Linked DNA regions of Mus musculus: region 1 is linked to region 2. Evidence: chromatin loops called from intact Hi-C (ENCODE). Cell type or tissue: heart. All regions are shown on one strand.

What was found. Peaks named below come from ENCODE experiments on the same cell type or tissue, not always from the same donor. Only the 100,000 strongest peaks of a DNase experiment are listed, where the experiment ranks them.
Region 1: it touches region 2 in a loop (2.4-fold over the local background); 4 of 42 quality-filtered maps call a loop at or near these places.

Annotation. Positions count from the first base shown.
Region 1 is chr5:74,700,243-74,705,242 of GRCm38, reverse strand. Lnx1 (ligand of numb-protein X 1) reads left to right here and starts at 2,340. Exons shown (of 11, transcript NM_001159577.1): 1 at 2,340-2,451. It overlaps Gm15984 (a long non-coding RNA gene), which reads right to left and starts at 2,771. Exons shown (of 4, transcript XR_001784879.2): 1 at 2,571-2,771. In heart, a CTCF peak has its summit at 2,174; DNase peaks (open chromatin) are centred at 612, 1,252 and 2,212; H3K4me3 peaks cover 1,299 bases; H3K27ac peaks cover 1,605 bases.
Region 2 is chr5:74,638,602-74,643,601 of GRCm38, reverse strand. The region is part of intron 2 of Lnx1 (ligand of numb-protein X 1); the gene reads left to right. Among named protein-coding and RNA genes, the nearest start is that of Gm32304, 6.6 kb to the left of the region's middle. In heart, a CTCF peak has its summit at 2,301 (motif pointing left); a DNase peak (open chromatin) is centred at 2,501; H3K27ac peaks cover 285 bases; H3K27me3 peaks cover 706 bases.

The DNA of each region.
Region 1 (5,000 bases), 62 kb before region 2:
GGGGTTCCGGTATAAAGTGCTTGGGGAGAGTACGCGGGCCTGGCAAGCTCTTGCTGTCTTTCTTACTCCGTGTTCGCTTTAGTGGTCATTATTTCTGTCTGCCTCCCCCCACCTTACCTTAGAATCTAAGACTTTGTTCAAACACAACAGCCGGAATGAAACAGTGGAGTTTATACTGAACTTGGTTTTAGTCTTTAAAGAATAGGCTACATTCAGCTGCATAGAGAAGCCCTTCTCTTGGCTAACCATATAAAATATCCAGGAGTTTCTCTTCTCTTACACAAGACACCTGAGCCTTAGCTCCACTCCCAGTTTAATGCTGATCCACTTCCTCTATTTCCCCTCTCTCTCCTAAGTTTGTCTTTCTTTCACCAGGCTATCCGTGCAAGTGGCTGTGTGTTTGTGAATACAGCCAGAAAAATTCCCATAGTCTAAAGGCCTTCCTTCAGCGAAGTTCTGTGCGCGTTCATTGATTGCACATTTTATGCAAATATATTTCTCCTGTGCCTCTCTGCCCAGGGTTTCTGTGCCTGGAAATCTAACTGCCTCTCCAAGTCAGAGCCAATCCCCTTGGGCAAGGTGAAGCTTGACTGACAGCACAGAGAGGGCGGAACTCAATGAGGGGCGTGGCTTTCTGCAAGCTGGCTAGCCTTGGTCTCCTCCTACCCCCGGGGACACGGGGACACGCTGTCTCAGGAAGGAGAAGCTTTTGTCTTGCTGGGCTAATAGTACTTCCTCCCACCCCCACCTCCTGCCTCGAAAAACCTGCACTTGAAAGGTTCAACTACCTTTATTATCTTCCCACTCCTCAACCCCCAAGCCCCAACCCCCTCCCCCTCCCTCCTTTTCGAACCTTTTGCTTTTATCGGTACAGGGTAGCCACGCCTCCCTTAGTTTCTATTGGATAAAGTAGCGAAGAGAGGTGTGTGTATGTGTTTGTTTTAAAGAGTCCCAAGCTGCTTGGTCCCAGATGGATGCGCTGTTTAGGCCTGTCTGGGGTGAACCAGTGATTTGAAGTTGCCTCCTGCGCTAACTTCATCTTCCTTCTGCTACCCTCTCCTTTTACTTTACAAGGTACCGAGTGACAGGGAGCCAGCTACCAATGTGGGCACTCAGGGAGAAGGTGCTTTTTTACTATTTCTAACTCTAGCTGTCCCCTAGTCCCGCCCACAAACCACGGCTAGGCCGTGAGGTGTTAGAACAGGCGACTTCTACAGTTTCAAGATCAGGAGGGGGGAAAGATTTTCAGCAGACGTTTTCTTCGTTAGGGGACCAAAGTGTGCCTGGACCAACCCAGGAGAGAGAACTCCCCAGGGTCCCCAGGTAGCACATTCCGAACAGTGACTACATCTGCGAGGGAGGCTGGCTGCGAGCCACAGACACACAGCAATTCAACAGGCTGATGGGACAAGATGCCACAGGCCTTAACCAGCAGGCAGGAATCCTCTTAGCTGTCACTCAAGTGCCAGCTGAGTCGTGCCATTAGCCTGCTGGAAAAGCTGAAGCAAGGGTGACTTGTCCAGGGTCACACACCAAGCTTGGGACCAAAATAGCCCTGAGTCCTCTTCCCTATCTCTCCCTGCAGACAACATGGCCTTAGTAAGGCGCTATCATTCTAACCTGAATCATTTAAAGTACTCCTAATTGCAGGCCTACTGTGGACTGTAACCACCACGTGACAGACAGGCCGAGGTAGGAATGCCTGAAGTTTTACCAATGCCTGAATCTATTATTAATATGCTGGGGACCGCGAAGGTGTTTGGGAAATGATGCTGAAAGGTATCAAAATTAGATTTTTTTAAGTAGACTTAGGTCATCTCTGGTTTGTTATAATATTGGGACAGAAAAACACTAGGAACTCAAAGGGATGTGATTCAGAAAGGCGTTAGTGGGGACAAGTCCCAGATATGGCTAAGTCTTCACAACCTTTTCCTTCCCCCCCCCCCCCTACAAAAATCCCTGTCTCCTTCCAGTGTTTAAACTTCCCTTTTAATTCTGATGTTGGCAGCTGTGTGGGCTCCTGTGAGCCTGGAGGGGAAACAATATCAGGCATACAAGATGGGCCTGGGAAACAATCAGGCATTCGCATTCAGATCTGTACACGGGGCTAGACACGTGCTATGCTCAGAAAGGAAAGTAAATTCCACTTGGCAAATTGCTCTAACTGATTCATTTGTCCTCTGAGAGACGCCACCTACCTGCTCCAAGGTAGTCAGGTAATTGACGGGGGCGGAGCCTCTGGGGATGTTTTAGTCCCTAAGGTCTCAGCCAGACTTCCGTGATGTCACAGATTTCCTGCTCTGAACCAACCAATACCCTTCTTCTTCCTCCAGCCACCTGTACACCGAAGTTGAGACCGGTCACAGCTCAGGCGGCCCTAGACGCTTCTGGCACAGGGATGGAGGCTGGCTGGTCACTGCTGCTTTGAAAGTCCCAAACATCTTTGAACAGGTGAGAAGAAACTACTTTTTCCTCTCTTTAGACCTCTGGCCCAAAAGGGATCTGAACAAGGAATCTGAATTTAAAAAAAGAAAAGAAAAGAAAGAAAAAGTAAAAGAAAGACCACTTACTGGCTCAGTCCAGAGTAACACTCTGAGAGTAGAGATGTCTGCGCCAGTCTTACTCCATGGCCAGCAACGTTATCTCGGCCAGATATTTAATCATTTTTGTTTCCTGATTATTAATCCGGCCTCTACTTGTTGGTGACGTTGATCTGATTCTTTTTAAAACCCCTGAGAGAAGTGAGGTGAGATGCTTTTTGAAAGTTAGTTCAAATGTGCAGACCAGTTCAGCCTGTTTTGTGTGTGTGTGTAGGGGGTGGTGTGGGGTGCTGGGGACATTCACAAAATTCAGATTGTCCTTTTTTTTTTTCTTGCTTGCATTCATGTCATCTGAAGCAATTTTGATCCAAAGCTGTAATACTTCCCTAGGTCTTGTTGTTTACAATAGAAAGTCAATACTAAAGGTAATAAATTCTGGCTCCCTATTTATAAGCTTTCTTCTCTCTCCCTCTCTCTCCTTCTCTCTCTCTCTCTCATAAAAATCCTTTAGTTTCCTTTATTTGTGGAAAATATTTAGCAGTCTGGATTAGAACTGTTTACCTTCAGGCCAGATAGGTTGCCTGCTGACCTTTGGCTAAAGTAAAGATTACCCTTCAAGGCCACAAGAATGTAACGCCAGGCCTGGCTTTTGAATTGTTGAAACTCTCTTGTTGTTTCTATCTTTTCTATATTAATAAATATATGGAAGAGGCTGCTCTGCTAGGACCCGACTCTAAAAGTAATTGTAAATCCTCAAGGACCCATATTTATTTTTCTAATCCTGACCACATAACCTGCTCTCAACGAGCCTGAGAGACCCACTCCACTAGCTAATATTATTAACAAGGGCAAAGAAACAAGTCCCCAATCTGTCTTCTTATCAACTTAGCTGGGAAGCTCCAGGAGAGAAATAAATGAATCCTGAGACATTCCATTTTATAGACTTTGATTAGTCCCTTTCCTGGGTCTTAAATTAGCAGCGGGGTTTATAAGGAAATCATCCACTAGGAAATAAGCCCAGAGACAGCCCTCTAAAAAGTAAAAGAACATGCCAAACATCCAACTGTACGAACGCACTGCCCTCGAACGGCTGCTTCTTGCTGGTAAGTGTCTGCTTTGTGCTTGTTACTGGTTTCTCTCTGACTCTTGGGAAGCTCGTAGTCTCTTTTCTAGCTGACCTTTGTGCCCAGTATTGTCCTCTAAGCTAGTGTGTTTGCAGAGTGACTGCCGTTGATGCCTTAATAACATTCTCAGTTGATTCAGAGGTTTGTGAGCAAGGTGAGAGAAGGACTCCCCATAGCCTGGATTTTGTACGCCATACATTTGTCTTTGATGTTCCAAACCTCTGCAAACTTTCACCCCTTCTCCTATACCTGGTTAATTAGTTATTTTTAAAACAATGGACCTATTATTAAATAACAAATTGTTTGATCATTGTCTCTAACTGCATAGGAAAATAATATTATGTTTTTATTGCCCCCAATTCAAGAAAAAGGAAAAAAAAAAAAAAACCATGACAGGGCAGAAATCAGAGTCCAGTCAGTGTCTAGTACAGGGGTGGGGTAGCTTGTTGGATAACTTGCAGGTGTTCTCCCTGAGAAGTTGCCATGACAACTCCACTAGTTCAGGTGTATACCAGTGCGATTAGGAGATTTTACATCCTTTAGCAAATTACTGAACTTCTCTGGACCTCCATTTCCTTCTCGGTAGGATAAGAGATATAAGTACTATGTAATGTGGTTCTCTGAGTAGAGGCAGTGCCTGGTACTGAGCCAGGGACAAATGAAAGCCAAGTCCCTCTCTACTGGAGGAATTTTTCTGGGAGCTTGGACGTGTGTGAGCCCATGTAGCTCTCCTGTGGCTGCACTGGTTCAGAACCCGGCTCTTATTACTGTAATTAATTGTCAGTAATTAACACCACTGTTAACAGTTTGGAGAACACACAACAGTCCGGAGGAAGGAGAATGAACAAGCTGTCATTCCCTGAGCCAGGCAGCGTGGTCTGCCAGCCCCCTTGGCGAAGCAGAGTCTGGAGTGGTCGCTCTTCCTTCTTGTCCCCAGCTCAAGGCTCTTTTGATGCATTCACAAAGTGTGAGTTCCTAACGGGCGTTCAGGAGAAAGTCTTGTTGTTGTCGTTGTTGAGTGCTCTGACTTTCAGGGAGCCCAGTTCGTTTTCATCATGCTACCACCCTGAGTAGCCTTGGGTACTTTGTCCCCTCTAATCTCATAGTCAAACATCTTCTACCTCAGACTCCATGAGCATTTGGCCAGGTCAGTATGAGAGGTGACAGATAATTGCAACCTGTACCACTCTGTGGAGGGAAGGCTCATAGAACCTTTGGATAAAATCCACACCTATGAATAGAATATGTTGTACCCATCAATGACCTTGAATCATTGCATCAGAGCAGTTGTGGTCCCAGACCCGCTGCGGGCTTCTTCTGGTCCCACCCTCTTCCC
Region 2 (5,000 bases):
TTCATTGAGCAAACAGAAACTGTTTGGGAAGATGGAATTTTTATTCAATTTGTGCAACAACAACAAAAAAAAAGACTTTAGCACAAAAGAACCAAATGTCTTCGTGGGGCACATTGACAAACGGGGAGGAAGAACGCAATTTCTCAATATCCAAGTGTCAAGTCCTGTGCTTTGGAGGGTCTGTGACTTCCAGCCTGGAAAGTGTTAGACAGAGGAGGCCTTTTCGTAGTTACCCAAGGAGTGCCACGTAATGGATGTGAGGGAATGGAGGAATGGTTTTGAAATGTCATCTGGAAATAATTTCCACTTGAATGCCATGTCACCTTCTCCCATGTCTATCTCCACACGGAGCTGTGACCCCTCTGCACAGCCCCTGGGGTTGAATGGACTTCACAAAAGCACAAAGACCCAAAAAAAGACTCCTGCTGACATCTGGGTGCCCAGGCTATTTGGAAAGCCCATCAGAAAACCACAGTGGTCAGGCTGCCTTGATTCCTGTTACCCCAAAAGCCGTTTCCCATCAACCTTGAAGTAAAAAACATTTGATCCGTAGTCCAGTTCCCAAAAATGTGCTATTTATGTGTGTGTATGTGTTTGTGTGCGTGCGTGTGTGTGTGTGTGTGTGTGTGGGTGTGTGTGTGTGTGTACATACGTGCATGTGCATGCTTGTGCATGCTACAATATTAAGAATTAAACATAGGCCTGTTACATGCTCTGTGGTCTCTGCCCCGGACCCACATCTCCAATCCTCTTTGCCATTTATTTTGGTTTTATTTGCTGTTTACTTTGATATTGGGTCTCGCTCCCTAGGCCAGGCCAGTTTGGACTCCCTCATAGATAACGCAGAACCTATTATCCTCCTGCCTCAGCCCTCTGAGTTCCTGACATCACAGGCCTATGCCTCCAGGGGGAACTCATTTCCAAATGTTCTATAAGTAACCAAGTAGAACAATTCTCAAAGGAACCAAAAATAGCAGGGACTAAAGTTGGGCAAAAAGCTGCCCTCCTTCCCTACCCCTGCGTACATATTCCCAATCCCTAAACAGTTTACAGAAAACCCTCATTGTCTGTAGCTTGGGACTCTCCAGCTCCCCTCCCCCAAAATGTCCAGGAAGAGAAGTTGATGACCTCAAAGAGGCCAGAGAGTCCTAGGATGGATAAACTGTCTTGACATCTCTATGAAGAATTAACCTGGCATGTGGACTGTGCCCAAACCCTCCACCATCCCTCATCAACCTCTGTCAATTGCACATCTGGTTTGAGCTTTGGAATTCTTCCGAGGCACCCCAGGGAGCAGCACACATATTTATCAGACTCCCCTGGCTATCTGCTAGGCTTTGTCTAAACTAAACAGGGAGTTTATTCTTCAAGTTTCTGGGAAGTACTGGAATTGCTTACAATGTAGAGCTGCAAAGGTTGCTGTAAAAGAACATATTGAAGCAGCCATTGGAAGGAGGGACATTTTGGACATCCGTCTAAGAGAATAGCATCCAAGCGAGCATGCACTCGGAAGCATCTGAAACCAGGAACTCCTCCACCACATCCCTAGCTTCCATTAAATCTTTGGGCCAAAACATAGGAAAAAGGGGGACTATGTACTACTGTCATTGGTAAGAGCATCCCCTTGGGGTCACAGCCCTGATTTCACACTGTCTGCATTAAACAAGGTAGCCAGCTCATCTGGTATGCCCAGGACTGACCACTTTTTAGATGATAATTCTGTATCTCTGAACCAGGTTAGTCCCGGGAAAACAGGGACTGCTAGTCACTAGAGGTTAACCATGACCTTGGGCAAGCTAAACTGTATATTGTTTCCAAATCTGCAAAAAAAAAGAGAGATTGATCAAGCTTGCCTGACAGGTTTTAACAGGGGTAAATAGGTTAAGTGTAAGTGCTCAGAACTGAGCCGCCTTCAGGACAATGAATATTGCTTACTTTGTCATAGACAAGTATGCAGAGGATTTAGGTCAAGATAAGAATCCCAATACTATGTCTGGCTTCCAACTCTTGCCACTGTGTTGAATCTCGTTGTCTGTACCTGTAAAGTGGGGGTATAATATCTCCCAGTTAGGACATTGTTGAATAGGCTAAACCCCAGTTCATGCCTGTTATTAAAAGCACTAATCTAATGACTGTCATAAGCACTGTCATGAACAATAGCAAACAGGGCACACTGGCCAGCATGAGCTACTTGCAGTGCCTCCTCTCTTGAGAAAGCCTGCTTTCAACAGCGAATACCCTGCCTTATGCATGCAAGAGAAAATAAAGTCTGGAACTAAAGAGCTCCCTCTAGAGGCAGAATAAATAACCCACCTAGCAGTGCCCATGAAGCCCAGATAGGAACCTTTTAAACTTCTGCTTCTAGGACGAGGAGGCCAAAGCTATTCCCAGAGATAATTAGGTTATTTCTGGAGATGGGGATCGTCAGTGAAACAGGAAGCCCAAGGGCATGCAGGGACCTAGGATGTGCACTCTGCTGGCAAATGGCCCTGGTGACAGGGCAGAGGCAAGGACACAAGCTGTGTGGTGCTTGTGGCTCGTGTCTCTCGGCCTCAGGCCTGAAGGCACTGGCTTGATGAGAGCAGGCTACGCTTGGCAGATCACGCTGCCTGAGTTCTTCTCAGCAGCCACCCAGTGGATGATACAGTAGTAAAGAATAGGATATACCCAAGAGCTGCTTCTAGATTTCCTTGGGTCTCCCCTGCTTCTTGTGTTCCAAGCACCTCTTGCTTATCAGCCACCCACGTGCATGGCATCTTACTGCCCTACTGTGCACACCTCAACCAGAATTCCACCGTCCTCTCCAGGGACCAGCTGTGTGATCCTGGGAAGGTTCTCTGTGCCTGGAGTATACCAGTGTTTTCCTCATAGGGCTGGTGTGAGGACTGAATGGATCAATACATGTTTCACAACATGCCTGGTCCGTAGTGCATAGCACGTAGCATAACTGTCAGTGTGAGTTGCCCCAACTGTTGATGATGAATTTGAATTGTGAACTGAGGTTCAAAGGATCAAACACAGTGCCAGAGCCATTTACATGAAGGGAAAAGAGGTCCAGTTCCTCTCTGTGCTTCTTTTCCTCCTCACTCCATCCCTCAAATAGAAACTGGCCCCGTTCAGAGACTAGCCAACCGTATCTCAGGCATACAGACCATCTTGGGTAAACTGAGTCACGCGTGCCTACTGAGGTTGGCATCGGACCCTTCATTACCTGTGTGAACTCTATCCTGAGGGCACCTTGTCCCTCCTCACACCCCATGTCCACCTGGGAGCCCCAGGCAGCTAGAACGCAAGTCCCCATCTCACATGGCTTCTCAGCTTGTTTGAAAATTTTCCTTTCTGGTGTTCATTAACAAGGGAACTGGGTGGCTGGAGAACTGGGGACATTTTCCCCCAGCGGTTTGGAGGCAGAAGAGAGGAAGTGATCCAGAGAGGCCATGTGTGGCTGGTGGGGAAGCCTGTTGGCTCTTTAAGATGAGCTCCATCTAGGTTCAAATTTATTCTCTCCCTCTAAGCTGACTACCAAGAGTACACTTGCCCACTGATCCTGCTTGACTCCTTAACTCATGCCAGCCTCACCCAAGACTACACATAAGCACCAACGCTTATTGCCGACATGGTTTCTGGTAGCAAACAAGTGACCCTGTGGTCCCATCCCACATGGAATGGGAAAGGAAGCATGGGGTTTAGCCTAGAAGGGGGATCAAGAGAATGTTAAGAGTAATTTCCAGAAAGTTCCTGGAAGGGGGCTTGTATTCAGGACCAGAAAGCTTGGAAACTAAAGCAATCCTGTTGGTGGAAACTGCACTGTTGCTTGAGTCTCTTCCAAGTATCATGATGAGAACTAACCGGCAGGGATGGGTCTCACTGGGGGTGGGGCGCGCGGGGAGGTGCTCAGGAGCCTCTGTGGGAGTGTTCGGAGGATGATGGCTGATGCACTTATTTTTATCTCAGACACAGTAGAGATGTCTAGTGTTTTCCATTCCAGGACTTGTGAAATATTGCCATATATTTAAAATATAGCCTGCCTCCTCCCCCACTCCAAAAAAAGGATTAAGGCAGCTTGCAACTATTAAACCGTGTCTAGTCAGCACAATTAGAAGCATAAACAGAAAGTATCTAAAAACAGAAGGAAGAAAAAAATAGCTGTTCTCAGCCCCCCCACCCCATCCCCCGGAGCTGTTTTAACACAGCCTGTGACACCCTGTCTGCCTGCACATTGCACACGCCAGTGAGGGCTGAGTGGTGATCAGGGTAAGCACGAGTTTGCTCTCTTGAAAGCTGTGATCTCTGGGAGAGAAGGGACAGTCATTCAAACGGGAAACGCTGGATGTGGCGGCACAGGCTTGTAAGCCTAGCACATAGGATGCTGAGGCAGGAGGATCTCACGTTCCAGACTAGCCTGGGCTACATAGTGAGAATCTATCTCAAAAAACATCAAGGGAGGAAAGGAGAGAGGGAGGGAGGATAGAAGGAGCGGGCAAGGGAGGAAGGAAGTGGGGAGAAAGGAAGGGAATGGCTGGCTGGCATTTGGCAATGGCAATCCTGTGTAGGCCAATGGTCAGAGAGCCTGAAGAAGTGACTTTGGGTGGAGCACCTGTCAGCTTCATTCCTTCTGCCCTCTCCCTCTCCAGACTTAGCATCAGACTTCTCTGTGCCTACTGTCTCCAGCCCCAAGAGTATAGCTTAGCTTTGCTGAGCCCCCGGGAGTGGGGGCTGGTAGTCAGGTGTCCCAGTTTAATTCACTGTTCTACTCTAACATTTCTCCTCCCGCTGATCTCACTTCCACTCTGTGTGTCCCCATCGGCAAGGCATGTTACAGGGACATGGCATGGAACCTACCATTCCCTGCATCCAGCATGAACTTAGATTCTTGGGGTTTTTTAAATGGAGTGTCTACACCTTGGCTACTACCTTCTTGGGGTCTTTGAATGGGGTGTCTACACCTTGGCTGCAGCTGCTATGCCTCATTTCTCTGGACTCACCTCCTCTGCAAAGCC